Linked DNA regions of Homo sapiens: regions 1 and 2 are each linked to region 3. The links are chromatin loops, found by intact Hi-C in ENCODE. Cell type or tissue: heart right ventricle. All regions are shown on one strand.

Evidence for each region. Peaks named below come from ENCODE experiments on the same cell type or tissue, not always from the same donor. Only the 100,000 strongest peaks of a DNase experiment are listed, where the experiment ranks them.
Region 1: a loop joins it to region 3, with 3 times the contacts of the local background. A loop is called at or near these places in 28 of 110 quality-filtered maps.
Region 2: a loop joins it to region 3, with 6 times the contacts of the local background. A loop is called at or near these places in 32 of 110 quality-filtered maps.

The regions. Positions count from the first base shown.
Region 1 is chr5:149,111,914-149,116,913 of GRCh38, forward strand. It overlaps the pseudogene RN7SKP145. Among named protein-coding and RNA genes, the nearest start is that of ABLIM3, 27 kb to the right of the region's middle. In heart right ventricle, CTCF peaks have their summits at 2,968 (motif pointing left) and 3,174; a DNase peak (open chromatin) is centred at 2,978; H3K27ac peaks cover 662 bases.
Region 2 is chr5:148,177,133-148,182,132 of GRCh38, forward strand. No RefSeq gene overlaps it. Among named protein-coding and RNA genes, the nearest start is that of SPINK14, 11 kb to the left of the region's middle. In heart right ventricle, a CTCF peak has its summit at 2,291 (motif pointing right); no DNase peak of the experiment used is centred here.
Region 3 is chr5:148,441,512-148,446,511 of GRCh38, forward strand. FBXO38 (F-box protein 38) reads left to right here. Exons shown (of 22, transcript NM_205836.3): 22 at 458-1,325. The coding sequence ends at 636. Among named protein-coding and RNA genes, the nearest start is that of FBXO38, 60 kb to the left of the region's middle. In heart right ventricle, a CTCF peak has its summit at 2,591 (motif pointing right); no DNase peak of the experiment used is centred here; H3K27ac peaks cover 410 bases.

The DNA of each region.
Region 1 (5,000 bases), 670 kb after region 3:
AGGAAAGAGAGAGAGACAGAAAGAAAGAGAAAAAGAGAGAGAGAGAAAGAGAAAGAAAGAGAAAGAAAGAAAGAAAGAAAGAAAGAAAGAAAGAAAGAAAGAAAGAAAGAAAGAAAGAAAGAAAGAAAGAAAGAAAGAAAGAAAGAAACAGAACAGACAGACCCGGGAGCCAGAAACAAAAGCAGAAATCGGTGATCAGAGCCCGATCAGGAGGTGAAAATAGATGCCATGGAGATCCTGGAGTTTCTCAGCCTACACTGGTCCACAGAGCTGGGGGCTAGCCTTCTGTTGCCCCCACCTGTTAACAATGACCTTGAGCCCATGTGAAGCCAGGGAGTGGGAAATTTGCTCCCTACAGAAAGCCTGCAGGCTGGAAGGGTTGATGTTCCATCAAAAAGGAATTGGAAAACTTCCTTTGACAGGAGAAGACCCTGAAGAAGCTTTGCATCTGTTAGAGGCCTTACAAGGAAAAGTCAAACACCCAGGCCTGCACCTTGAGAAAGTACCATGCATTGTGCAGGAACCCCATTCAGAGGAGTTAGTGACAAAAACTGGTTTCTGGATGTTGATTCTCTAAGAATACAACAGAAACAATGGCAAAAACAACTCCTTAAGGATATTTTCATAGTGCGGGGTTCACATGAAGCCCATTTTCTTAAAACGCTGAAGAATACAGTCATGCACTGCATAATGACATTTTGGTCAATGACAGGCCACATATATGACAGTGATCCCATAAGATTACAAATGGAGCTGAAAAATTCCTATCACCTAGTGACATCTTGATGATCCTGACCCTGTGTAGGCCTAGGCTAATGTGTGTGTTTGTATCTTCATTTTTTAACAAAAAAGTTTCAAAAGTTAAAAAAAAGTAAATAATTTTAAAAATAGAAAAAAAGTCTTACAGAATAAGTGTATTAGTCCATTTCCACACTGCTATAAAGAACTACCTGAGACTGGATGATTTATGAAGAAAAGAAGTTTAATTGACTCACAGTTCCACACGCTTAACACGAAGCATGACTGGGAGTCCTCAGGAAACTTACAATCATGGCAGAAGGCAAAGTGTAAGAAAGCACCTTCTTCACAAGGTGACAGGAGAGAGAAAGAGCAACAGGGAGAAGTGCCACAGACTTTTAAACCATCAGATCTTGTGAGAACTCACTCACTATCATGAGAACAGTAAGAGGAAATCCACCCCCATGATCTAATCACCTCCCAGCAGATGCCTCCCCCAACACTGAGGATTACAATTGAACACAAGATTTGGGAGGGGACACGGAGCCAAACCATATCCATAAGGATATAAATAAAAAAAAAGTTTTGTACTGCTTACAATGTGTTTGTGCATTCAGCTAGGTGTTATTACAAAAGAATCAAGAAGTTTTAAAAAATTAAAGATTATAAAGTTAAGAAGCTATAGTAAGCTAAAGTTAATTAATTATTGAAGGAAGAATTTTTTTTATATAAATTTAGTGTAGCCTAACTGTACAGTGTTGATCTCAGCTCACTGCAACCTCCGCCTTCTGGGTTCAAGCAATTCTCCTGCCTCAGCCTCCCGAGTAGCTGAAATTGCAGGCGTCCACCACCATGCCCGGCTAATTTTTTCTGCAGTAGTATACAGTAATGTTCTAAGCCTTCATATTCACTAACTCACCCAGAGCAACTTCCATTCCTGCAATATCTATTCATGGTAAATGCTCTATACAAATGTACCATTTTTTATCTTTTATACTGTATTTTTGCTGTACCTTTTCTATGTTTAGACAAATAAATACCATTGTGTTACAATTGCCTACAGTATTCAGGAAAGTAACATGTTGTATAGGATTGTAGCTTAGGAGCATTAGGCAATATTATACTCTAGGTATGCAGTAGGCTATACCACCTAGGTTTGCGAAAGTACACTCTATGATGTTCACACAACAAGAAAATCATCTAATGACTCGTTTCTCAAGAATGAATCCAGAGTTAAGCAATGCATGACTATAGTTCAAAGTAGTTCATAGTTAAAACAGATACAAATCAAATAAGGAAATTGAACACCAAGAGAAAAAAAACAACAGATGCAACTGATCAGTGAACCAGCACTGCAAGAATGAGAAATTAAAAAACTATGAATGAAAGAGATAGAATAAGCATGTTAAAAGGTAGACTTCATAGTAAGTGTTCTTATCACAACTTTTTTTAAAAAGGGAGAAAAAACACAGACTAAACTGCAAAGAAATGACTATTAAACTGACAGCAAAATTCTAATAAAATTAGAAACAAAAAGAAAATGGAATTATACAGACAGCACAAGTAAATGGTATTGGGCAACAATTTGTATAAACTTTTAAATGTACAAAGCCATACTGTTAAATATTTATGAACATGTACAGATTTAATAAGAGCATCAGAATATGGACAGGAGAAAGACCACTTACATCAGAAGAGAGAATGCCTCTAGGGTGGAAGGAAGGGGAATGTGATTAAGGAGGGCTATAAAGGAGACCTCAACTGTATCTGAAACCTGCTATTTCCTTTAAATAAGTACACACACTCACACGCACATACACAGAGACACACAAACACATTTGGATACAAAATATTCTTAAATGTCAATATGAAAAAGCAAGTCCTGTCACCTTCACAGATGTAAGATTCCCATAGCCACCTTGGCCAAGCTCAGTAACATATCTACTTCATTAGAATGTCTGCTCAATGCTTCTAAGACTTGTTTTCAACTGCTATTGCTGTAGAATTAGTTACTGAGGCTGGAATCTCCTTACTTTCATGACAAGCAGGCTGGTTTCCCATGTGTGGATCAGAAGTCAGCTTCCTGATGCGATTTCACTCTCAATATACTGCCTGTCTGGCCAGTAGAAGCTTCTAGGGGTAAATATCAGCACAGGGAGAGAACAGCAAAGGCTGAATTTCTTCTCAGAACCCTGACACCAAAGGAACATAGATGAAGAGTGACACCCAGTGGCCAGACAGAAGGCAGAGTGCAGAGACTTCAGCTCCTTGGCTGCTTGCTTGTGTGGAGCTGGGTCATTCCTCTGAGCTCAAAATCCAGCCTTCGGTTGCTGTGATTCAAGGAGCTCCGATATCTGGATAGTGCTTTGGGGGATATGCAAGGAGCCAGTTCCCCTCTTCTCCTTGTGCCACCCGTCCCTGTTTTCTGGCTCATTTCCCCCTTCTGTACCAATTGTGCAATCTCTGGTGCATTGGGTCCCACAGCTGACCAGGCACAGGAGAATGTTGTAGTCCACCTCACACAGCACAGAGGACGCTGTTCTTCAGTGTGAGAGGACCCCTTAAAACTAAGCAAGTGAAATGTGATGAATGAATTAATTCAGTAGTGCTGACTTACTGTCATTTGAGGTAAATTAGCGTGAGGTCCAGAAGTCCAAATATAAGTTATGAAAATGACAGCTGTCTCCAATATCCTGTTAAAACTGCCTCTCAAGATCACCACCCACAACAATGCAATGGCACAAACAACAATAAGAACAAGTGCCTGTGAATCATACACACACACACTGTGCCAGGCACCATTCTGAGGGCTTTGTGTGTATTATTAACTCATTTAAACTCATGACAAGTGCTAACATTCTACGCATTTTACAGATGAGAAAACTGAGGCATGGAGAGATAAATGTATGTGTCCAAAGTCACAGAGCTGGTAAGCCAGTGGAAGCACCAGCTGCACTCACATGGTCACGAATGCTTTTTGGGCAGCCTTACTCCAGAACTCTGTAAGCCATTTAGCTACTGTGCTTCTGGATGACCTCCTAATGGCTGGCCCTGAAGGTCTTTCCTCAGTTGGCCCTGCTGTGCCTCTCTGAGGACAGCAGCAGTGTCAGCCCCCATCTCCCCCGTGGCTTATTTCTTCCTCTCTGTGGCTCCTCTGTCTCCTCTCTGCATTCTCTCTTCCTTCACTCTGTAAATGGAGGCATCCTCCATGGTTCTTCCTCCTTCCTGTTTTCCATTATCTTTGTTCTCTCTCTCTTGCACTGGAACCTCTCACCAGAACTCATCGGATTTAATGTCAGGATTTAAAATCACCAGGGCATTTAACCAAAGCTCACTGGATTTGATGTCAGGATTCTGAGGTTCCAGAGGGAAGGCCTTGGGTTCAGCCTCTTCACCCCTGGGGTCCTCATTTCCCCCTGCGGTAACATGATGGGGTGGTTCAGAGCAATGTTCTCACCTTGGCTGCCCACCAGCCCCACCTCGGGAGCTTTTATCATTATTGCTGTCCTGGCCTCACAGGCCATTTAGATGACAGCCTCTGATTGTGGAATTTCTATTTCTTCCTTTAATTTTCTCAATTGCTTCTTTGTATATTTTGAGAGCTTGTTTGGAGGTCCTATCAGCACAGCTACTGGTATACCCTTGACCCAAGACTGGTCCTTCTCTATTGGGGATGGTCATCCTCTACTACCAAGCACACAGCTCCGGGAGGGATGCATGTGGAGTGGTGAGGGAGGAAGAGGACACCCACCTAGCCAGCCAGATCAGCCAAATCAACCCTGAAGATCAATGGGGTGACGGATGTTGCAGCCAGCTTGCCCTCACATCTTCTTGTATATTTTGAACGTCTATTATTCAGCACACGCCTTCATGATTATATGTCTTTTGGGGTATTAATATAGCCACTTTAAACTTCTTGTGCTCTGCAGTTTACATGATATATCTTTTTCAATCCATTTGCTTTTAACCTCTCTTTATACTTAAATTATAACTTCTGAATAGTATATAATTGAATCTTACTTTTTAAAAATAAATTCTGATAGACTGTCCATTTTAATTAGAGTGCTGTTTCACACTCTTCTGGCCTCCATGATTTCTGATGAGAAGTCAGAGATCTTTGGAATTGATATTCTATTTAATGTAATGTGTCTTTTTCTCTGGCTTTTTCAATATTTTCTCTTTACCTTTAGATTTCAACACTTTGACTATGATGTGACAAGGTGCACTCTTCTTCTCATTTATCCTAAGTTATGGTTTATTGA
Region 2 (5,000 bases), 260 kb before region 3:
TGTAAGAATTCCAATGGACAAGATTTGTGCTCTATAATACTACAAATCTTTTTAGTAGATAAGAAAGCACTGACTTAAACTGTCAATGGGTAACAGTAAAAAGATCAGTAAAAATAATTTTTTTTCTGTCATTTGATAGTAGGCATTCCCAAAGATGTAAAGGAGATCAGCATGCATCTAAATGCAAGATGGCCTCCTTCCAGTGCAACCCCTAAGGATAATTTTCACAGGTCTCTTATGACTGCTAACATGAAAGGAACTTCCCCCTTTTGCGGTCCCAGCTCTGATAGTCACTGCCTGTGTTCTCATTCTTTCTCTCTCTCTCTCCCTCTGCCTTTGGCAGGTGATTTCAAATTCCTCCCTCTGATTCCCTGTATATTTTATGCTTTGGTAATTGATTAGCCCCAGGTTTTAGCTATTGCCATCTTCCACCCACCCTGCTTCCTCTGCATGACAAACCCACTCACATCTGTATTACTCTGTTGCCTATATACGTATAACTCACTTACCCACATCATGAGACTGTGCCCATATTCTTAGCATCAGACACTGGACATCTTTATATATACACATATATATATATATATACACACACACACACACACACATATATATATACACATATATATTCCATTTAATGACTTTGGACATGCGCATACAACCTTGAAACCATCGTCACAATCAAGGCAGTAGACATATCTGTCACCTCTAAAAATTTTCCTGTGACTCTTTGTTTTTGTTAATGCTGCTGTTGTTGTTGTTGTTGTAAGAAAAATTAATGAGATCTACCCTCAATAAATTTTGAAGTGCACAACACCGTATTGTTAACTATGGGCACTATGTTGTATAGTAGATCTTCAGAACTTATTCTTACATAATCAAAATTTTAAAACCATGAACAACAACTCCCCATTTCTCCCTCCCCCCAGTCCCTGGAAACTATTATTTTATTCTCTGCTTCCATGAATTTGACTATTTTATTTTTATTTTATTTTATTTGTTTTACTTTAAGTTCTGGGATACACATGCAGAATGTGCAGGTTTGTTACATAGGCATACATGTGTCATGGTGGTTTGCTGCACCTATCAACCCATCATCTAGATTTTAAGACCTGCATGCATTAGGTGTTTGTCCTAATGCTCTCCCTCCCCTTGCCTCTCATCCCACAACCACCCCAGTGTGTGTTGTTCCTCTCCCCATGTCCATATGTTCTCATTGTTCAACTCCCACTTATGAGTGAGAACATACGGTGCTTGACTTTCTGTTTCTGTGTTAGTTTGCTGAAGATGATGGCTTCCAGCTTCATCCACTTCCCTTCAAATGGCATGATCGAATTCATTTTTATGGCTGCATAGTATTCCATGGTATATGTACCACATTTTCTTTATCCAGTCTATCACTGATGGGCATTTGGGTTCGTTCCATGACTTTGCTATTGTAAATAGTGCTGCAGTAAACATACATGTGCATGTGTCTTTATAGTAGAATGATTTATAGTCCTTTGGGTGTATACCCAGTAATGGGATTGCTGGGTCAAAGGGTATTTCTGGTTCTAGATCCTTGAGGAATCACCATACCATCTTTCACAATGGTTGAACTAATTTACATTCCCACCAACATTGTAAGAGTTTCTATTTCTCCACTGCTTCACCAGCATCTATTGTTTCTTGACTTTTTAATAATCACCATTCTGACTGGCATGAGATGGTGTTTCCTTGTGGTTTAGAATTGCATTTCTCTAATGATCAGTGCTTATGAGCATTTTTCATGTTTGTTGGCCTCATAAATATCTTCTTTGTGAAGCAGACACTGGACATCTTAATTTCACTGGCTCTTGTGGAATCTTGAAAGTCAATCTATCTAATATGGATCCTATGCTTTTCTAAATTTGCTTTACACATGTTTTGATGTAATGAAAATTAATGCTATCACTCTCTCTAAGCCCTTTTTCACTCAAACTCAATTTTAATATACTATAAATATATATTCCTTATATCAGCTTACATATTGATCAAACTCATGAACATTTATTTAATTCAAGTCATCTTGTTTTAATGTTATTTTACTATTCATCTTAACTGTTATCTCAGGTTCCATTCTATTCTTCTGACCATAATTTTCCATTTAAATATTATCTGTTAAAAATCACTATCCTTGGTTAATTATAATAGAAACAAACATCTTAGTATGACATACAAGACACTTTATTTCATCTGTGAAAGACACTCTCGAAGCCCAAGTTGAACTATAATGAACTCTTGTAGGACTTGTAGCAAACCCTATTTGCCCATAAGGTGGCAGTAAAGCATTGCTCTTTAGACCAACAACTTTGACAATACTTTTGGCCAACTTGTCATATAACAATATGATTTTGGGGAAATTGCTAGATCTCTATGAGCTGCAGATTTCTTATCATCTAACATGGTAATATCCTTCTCCCCAGGAAGATGAAAGCTCCTAACATACTCAGCCTTGACGTTTATTCAGGTGTCACATTGGATGAGAGTATTGGGAAATGTTTCTAACTAATGGAATATTTGTAACTAACGAATGGACTAAATATTACTCTTCTAATCCTATGGAGTTTTTTTCTTTCTGATTAGCTTATTTTTACCCTGAGAAAGTTAATTCAGAGAGACAGACTTGTGTAAACTGTTTTCCATGTATTTTCCAAGCAAAAATTTGGAATGAGTTAGATATGGGCCCTATGTAGGCTTCCAGAAAGTCATTGTTATTTAAAATAACAATGAAAACAACATGACAAATCTAAGCCACAGTTAATTTTCTTTAATATAAAATTCATTGATTTATTTTTATTATTATTTTCAACAAATCATAATTGTGTACACTTACGGGGTGTAATGTGATGTTTTGTTATATGTATACAAAGTGGAATGATTAAATCCATCTAATTCACATATCCATCACTTCACTTATTTTTTGTGGTGTGACATTGCAAATTTACTTTCTTAGCTATTTTTAAATAGGCAACATGTTTTTATTAACTATAGTCATCCTTCTGTGCAGTAGATTTTATAAGCCTATTATTTTGTGTAACTGAAACTTCGTACAATTTGATAAACACCTCCTCATTCCTTCCTCCCCACCCCCACTTCTAGCTTCTGGTAACCAGCATACCATTCTCTACTTCTACTTCTATGAACTTGATCTCTTTTAACATTCTGCATTTAAGTGTGAGTATGTGGTGAAAGTGGGCATCTCTGTCCTATTCCATATCTCAGAGGAGAAGCTTTCAGCTTTTCACCATTAAGTATGATGTTAGCTGTGGGCTTGGCATATATGCCATAACTGTGTTTAGGTACATTTCTTCTATGCTAACTGTATTTAGGTACAGTTTTTTTCTTTGCCTGGCTTATTTCACTTTACATAATGTTCTCCAATTCTGTACATATTGCTGCAAATGACAGAGTTTCTTTCTTTTTAAAAGATGAATAGTATTCCATTGTATATCACACTTGGAAATATATCACATTTTCTTCATCCATTCATTTGTTGATGGACATATAGATTGTTTACATATTTTTTCTATTGCAGACAATGCTGTAATGAATACAGCATGCAGATACCTCTTCCACGTGTTGACTTGAATTCCTTTGGGTATATACCCAGAGTGGGATTGCTGGATCATATAGTAGTTCCATTTTTAGTTTTTTGAGGAACCTCCATCCTGTTTTCCATAATGACTGTACTAATTTACATTCCCAATAAGAGTGTACAAAGGTTCTGTTTTCTTCACTTCCTTGCCAGCACTTCTTATCTTTCATTGTTATAATAGCCATTCTAACAGGTGTGAAGTCATATCTTATTCTGGTTTTAATTTGCATTTCCCTAATTATTAGTGATGTAGAGCATTTAAAAATAAACATGTTTGCAATTTGTATGCCTTCTTTTGAGAAATGTCTGTTCAGGTCCTTTGCCAATTTTTAATTAGATTATTTGTTTTCTTGCTATTTAGTTGCTTGAATTCCTTATGTATTTTGGAATACTAAACCTTTGTTAGATGCATGGTTTGTGAATATTTTTTTTCCCCACTCTGTGGGTTGTCTCTTTACTCTATTTTTTCCTTGGCTGTGCAGAAATTTTCAGATTTGATGCAATCTCGTTTGTATTAATACTTTTGCTTTTGTTGCCTTTGTTTAGAGTTCAGATAAAAAAAATCATTGCTCATACCAATGTTATAAAGCTCTTCCCCTGTTTCCTTCTAGTTTTACGGTTTCAAGACTTACATATAAATCTTTAATTCATTTTGAGTTCATTTTTATATATAGTATGAGATAAGAAACCAATTTTATTTTTCATCAGGCAAATATTCCATTTTCCCAGCACCATTTATTGAAGAGACTCTCCTTTTCCTTTCTCCATTGTATGTTTTTAAATTTTATTTCAAAAATCAATTAGATAAAAATGTGTGGGTTTATTTTTGATCTGTCTATTCTGTTCCATTGGTTGATGTATCTGTTTTTATGCCAGTTCCATGCTGTCTTTATAGCATGGTGCTGGCATAAAATAGCTTTATAATATATCTTGAAGTCAGGTAGTATGATGCCTCCAGCTTCATTCTTTTTGCTCAGTATACTTTGGCTTTTCACGGTCTTTTGTGGCTCCATACGAGTTTAAGAGTTGTTTTCTCTGTTTCTATATAAAAAGACTGGAATTTTTATATTGAATGTTTAGATCATTCTGGGTTGTATAAACATTTTCACAATATTAATTCTTCCAATCCATGAACACAGATATTTCTCTATTTTTTCTTCAATTTGTTTCGTCACTGTTTTATAGTTTTTTTGTATATAAATCTTTCACCTCCTTGATTAAATTTACACCTAAGTGTTTTCTTTTTTGGTTGCTATTGTGGATGGGATTAAAAAATTTTTTTGGATAGTTCATTATTCGTTTATAAATACTAATTTTTATATGTTGATTTTGTATGCTGCCACTCTACTAAATTTGTTTATCTTTTCTAGTAGTTTTCTTTGTG
Region 3 (5,000 bases):
TAAATAACTTCAACTATATTGTTTCAAAATTGTTCCAATTGTATTATTCTCCTGCTAGTTATGAGCTGCTTATTGTGTGGAAACTTATAATTTAGGTGTAGAAATTAGGGGAGAAATTTTTGAATGTAGTTTCTCTAAGTGGTAGCATACTTGAATATTTATTGTTAACCAAAGGTTTTTTAAAAATACTTTATAAGGAAATGGATTTTATGAACTACATGTGCATGTGTCTGACTTGCCTTTGGTGCAGTATTTTTACCTTGAGACTTTAAGCATGTATTCTGTCTTAGGCATCAAACATAAGAACAAACTGGTGGTGACCCATTCCTTGACCTATTCATGCATCAGTTACATTATAGTGCAGTATATGGGACTGTCCTATGGACCAGCTTATCAGTGATTTTCCAAATGATTCTGATTATCATATGTATCTCTCCTTTTATTTCTAATTTCAAAGGCACTATCTATGCTCCTAGAAGGAAAGGACAGCTGTCTGCAGACATCTGTATGGAAACAATAGGAGAGGAAATTTCAGAGATGCGTCAGATGAAGAAGGGTGTATTTCAGCGAGTAGTGGCAATTTTTATCCACTATTGTGATGTCAATGGAGAGCCAGTTGAAGATGACTACATTTAATTGGTCCCTCCTCCTTTCCAGCTATTTTGTCAGAAAGCAAGTAGGGCCATCCAGCTGCCAGAGTGCTCCACAGGGACTTGAGGCATGCAGTTGGGAGGTCCTGGCTCGGTTTGCTATATAGGGAATATATAAGGAACATCGAAATTGTATACAAAGATTTGTACATAAAAAATATACAAAGACGCTTCCTAAAGTACCAACTTTATATCATATGTTTATACAATTTAATTTAAAAATTCATTTTAAGGAAGACAGATAATTTGAAAGACTTTTGTTTTTCTTGACTTAATTCATGAAGTATCATTTTTTGACTGAGTCTCCATTTACTTCATTCTTAATGATTATTGTCATCCCTTTAAATCTGTGCCTTTTTCTTCTTGAGCGAAGCTGTTTGAGTAAACCTGTTGAAGAGTGTTTGTGTCTTTTGTGCTTTTTTGTTGTTATTAAAACACCAACTAAACCTTATAGTCAAGACAAGGCTCTATGTTTCTGTACAAAGCTGTAGTTCTTTCTTAGTATTATAGTTGCCATGTTTCTTAAAATCAAGTAAAAAGACTTATGAGCTTAAAAAAAAGTGAGTTTGAGAGGGAAATGGAAAAGTTTCCAGAGTATTTCTAGTAATTTATTTCCACATTGAATTGTGTATATGCTTTATCTTGAATATAAAATAAAAGTTTATTAAAAACTTTTCTCTTGCCTTGGACCTGAATCCCTCTTTTTAAAGAAGAGTAGCAAATACTGCACAGAAAAGCAGTGTATATATAGAGTTGTATCTAAGGTAAGATTCCAGTGTAATCCAATTTCTGATCTCTGAAAGTTTTTAGCTACAAGATGTTCAACTCACATAACTTTTTTTGTTTGTTTTTTTTGGTTTGGTTTTTTTTTTGAGATGGAGTTTCACTCTTGTTGCCCAGGCTGGAGTGCAATGGCATGATCTCGGCTCACTGCAACCTCTGCCTCCCAGGTTCGAGTGATGCTCCTGTCTCAGCCTCCGGAGTAGCTGGGATTATAGGCACCCGCCACTATGCCTAGCTAATTTTTGGTATTTTTTAGTAAAGGCAGGGTTTCACCATGTTGGCCAGGCTGGTCTGGAACTCCTGATCTCAGGTGATCTGCCTGCCTCAGCCTCCCAAAGTACTAGGATTACAGGCAGAGCTCTTTAAGGCAATACTGGGAACAGCAGAATTTTCCAAACTTCTTGTCATCAGGAGATGGCCTTTCTCCCCTTTCAAGGTGAGGAATTAATTGCCCTGATAAGGCAGTGATATACATAGTATTACAGTGTCAAGGGTCGTCAGCAAAAGCTTTAACACCTGCAGAGTCATGGCTTTGTCACTTGCCAGCCAAGTGACCTCAGCAAATTACTTAAACTGAAGGCCTGTGGAACATTTTTATAAATTTTCTCTAGACATGAAATTATGGTCAAAGGTGTAAAGTTTCTTTGAGATTTGTTCAGCCCCTTCATTTACAAGGGCTTAATTGAAGCCCAAGGGGGAAAATTGCTCACTCATAATTAGGACCTGTTTTTAGGCTAGGTAGGACAATAATCCCAATTTCTGATTCCCACTAGGCTGCCTCTGTTTTTCGTGACAGAAATACAAGGATGCCAGCAAGTTTTTCTAACACAAAATATTCCGCGTTAATCAGTGTCTTTCCTTAACGTTCTCTTTTTTTCCCAGGCTCTAAAAATTCTCATTACATTAGGAAGAGTGATTCAATTGGGTACTTCATTCTATTGTCTCCTTATTACATTATTTTTAACTCAGCTAACTTATAATTAGACAAGTGTGTTTCACTATACAGATTACAAGTGTGGTAAGAGGCAGGAAATACAGAATATCCTAGATATTTCAAAGTAATCTGGGATTCCCAACCCTGAGCGAAGACAATCTAACTCTAGGTTTTCACTGTAACCTGTTAACCAAATTATCTAAGTAATGCTTACATTAGCCACAAGAGGCCGCTGCTTTGTAATTTTTGGCTTAGTCATGTCTTTGTCTAACCTAACCTAAACTGTTAGATCAGTGGAAGTACAGCTGGCAGCGCTAAAATCATTCAAAAGTTGCTAAGACTGGAATAGCTGAAAAAAAATCTGGAAGATGCCAACTACGATAGTCACTCTGAATATATATATAATACGAAGGGCTGGAGAGTGATTGCTCTACAGCAAGGGTCAGCAAACTATATAGGTCCAAATGGTAAATATTTTAGGCTCAATGGGCCACATTCTCTGTGGCAACTGCACAACTATTGTGAAAGTCATAGACGATATAAACGAATGGGCATGGCTGTGTTGCAATAAAACTTTATGGACACAAATTTCAATTTCATGTAATTTTCACGTCACAAAATAAAACTTTTTCCACAGCCATTTACTAAAGTAAAACACCATCCTGAAGGCTCATAGACCAGATTTGGCCTCCAGGCCACGGTTTGGCCACACCTGCCATAGAGAACTGAGATATCCTATTCATTCATTTAATTATATCACCAGCTGTTGGTGCAGTGCAGTGCCTGGCACATTTTTTAAAGGCCTTAAAAATACTGCATGGATGATATATAACTTAATATCAGTGAGAGAATTGTGTCTCATTGCCAGGTGTGTAGGTCTAACAGTCTCCCTAAATAATAGCTAGTACCACAATTCTTACAGGGACTTCATATGTAGAATCTGAAGACCTGAGTTCAGTTTTTGACTTCCTCAAACAACTGATGGGAGAGCTGGAGATGGTTGGAACCCCTACCCTTCAGCCTCAGTTTTCTTTTCTGTCAAATGGTAACAACTAATAATATAACCACCCACCCCATAGGGCAGTGGTTAGTTTCCAATAGGAGCCGCCAGTAAACTGGACAGTGTGATGCCAGTGGAGGTAGTATTGCTTCCAGTATAATTTCTTTTATTATCAAAAGAAGTTTGGGTGTTGCCCAGGCTGGAGTGCAGTGGCACGATCTCAGCTTACTGCAACCTCTGCCTCCTGGTTCAAGCGATTCTCCTGCCTCAGCCTCTCAAGTAGTTGGGATTATAGGCACCCGCCACCATGCCAGGCTAATTTTTGTATTGTTAGTAGAGACGGGGTTTTGCCATGTTGACCAGTCTGGTCTTAGACTCCTGACCTCAGGTGATCCACCCGCTCGGCTTCCCAAAGTGATGGGATTACAAGCGTGAGCCACCGCGCCCAGCCAAGTTTGGTTTTGTTTGTTTTTTGTGGCGGGGGGGGCGGGGGGCGGGTGCTGTGTGGGGTTTTTTTGGACTCATCTTTCCATAACCTGTTCCTCATACCATATTCCAGGATAGTAGGAAACAGAACTGGTGAGGCTGTTGAGAAAGAGGAAATCATGACAGTATGAAAGCTAGCATTTTTAAAAGTGATCATTACTAAGTGCTTTCCATACCTCCTGCAATAACACTTTAAATGTATGATCAATATGTTCCTACTTTACTGGTGAGAAAACTCGGTTTTAGAAGGTTACATAACTTGCTCAAAAGCACACATCTAGGAATTGATGGGAGCAGGATGCTGTCAAAGGATGACATCCTGCAGGATGAGTCCAAAGCCTGTGCAACTTGGGCAGTTTCTTGGTCCTTCATAATGAGAGGAGGCCCATATAAGGGTGGGCCTGCCCTAATAGGGAACCTGCCAAGTCAACTTACTGCTGCCACTTAAATTGAAACCACTCCAGCTATGTTTAGCACAGTCCCAGAAAAACAGAGGCTGATTTTCTGATGCGGGAGATGTCCCATTTACACATGGGAGGCAGGTAGAATGCAAAAGAACACTGCAATCCATACAATGTCTATAGCAAGAAATGGATACGCAGCAGCTAAAAAAAACTATATGTGTTAATGTGAAATGATGTTTAGAGTACACTGTTGAAAACGCAAGTAGCAGATTATTATATACCAACATCATTTTATTTACATATAAGAAAAAAAGCCATATGTTATACATGTACATTTATACATATGTAAATGCATAGAAAATTACATTTGAATTACATAAGCCAAGTGAAAAAAGCATTTACTTCTGGGGAGGGGGGTAGCATTGAGTTGGAGTCAAGGGGTATTTTCTTGTATGTATTAATATATATAACAAATTTTTACAGTGGAAATGGATTGCATAAATACATCATTTATGTAACCTATTATTTATATAGTCTAAAAATGTATAATTTATATATTTAGAAATAAAATAAACTTAAGAAGGAAGCACTTTGTTAGAATTGAGAAATCTGAATGTTTTCAGTCCTCTGACTTCAGCCTCATATCAGCTCTTGTTCTTGGACAAATCACTTTCCCTGACAAAGTCTTTCCTCTTCTGTAAAATGAAGTCAACAATCCCTCTTTATATACTGTTATGAGAGAC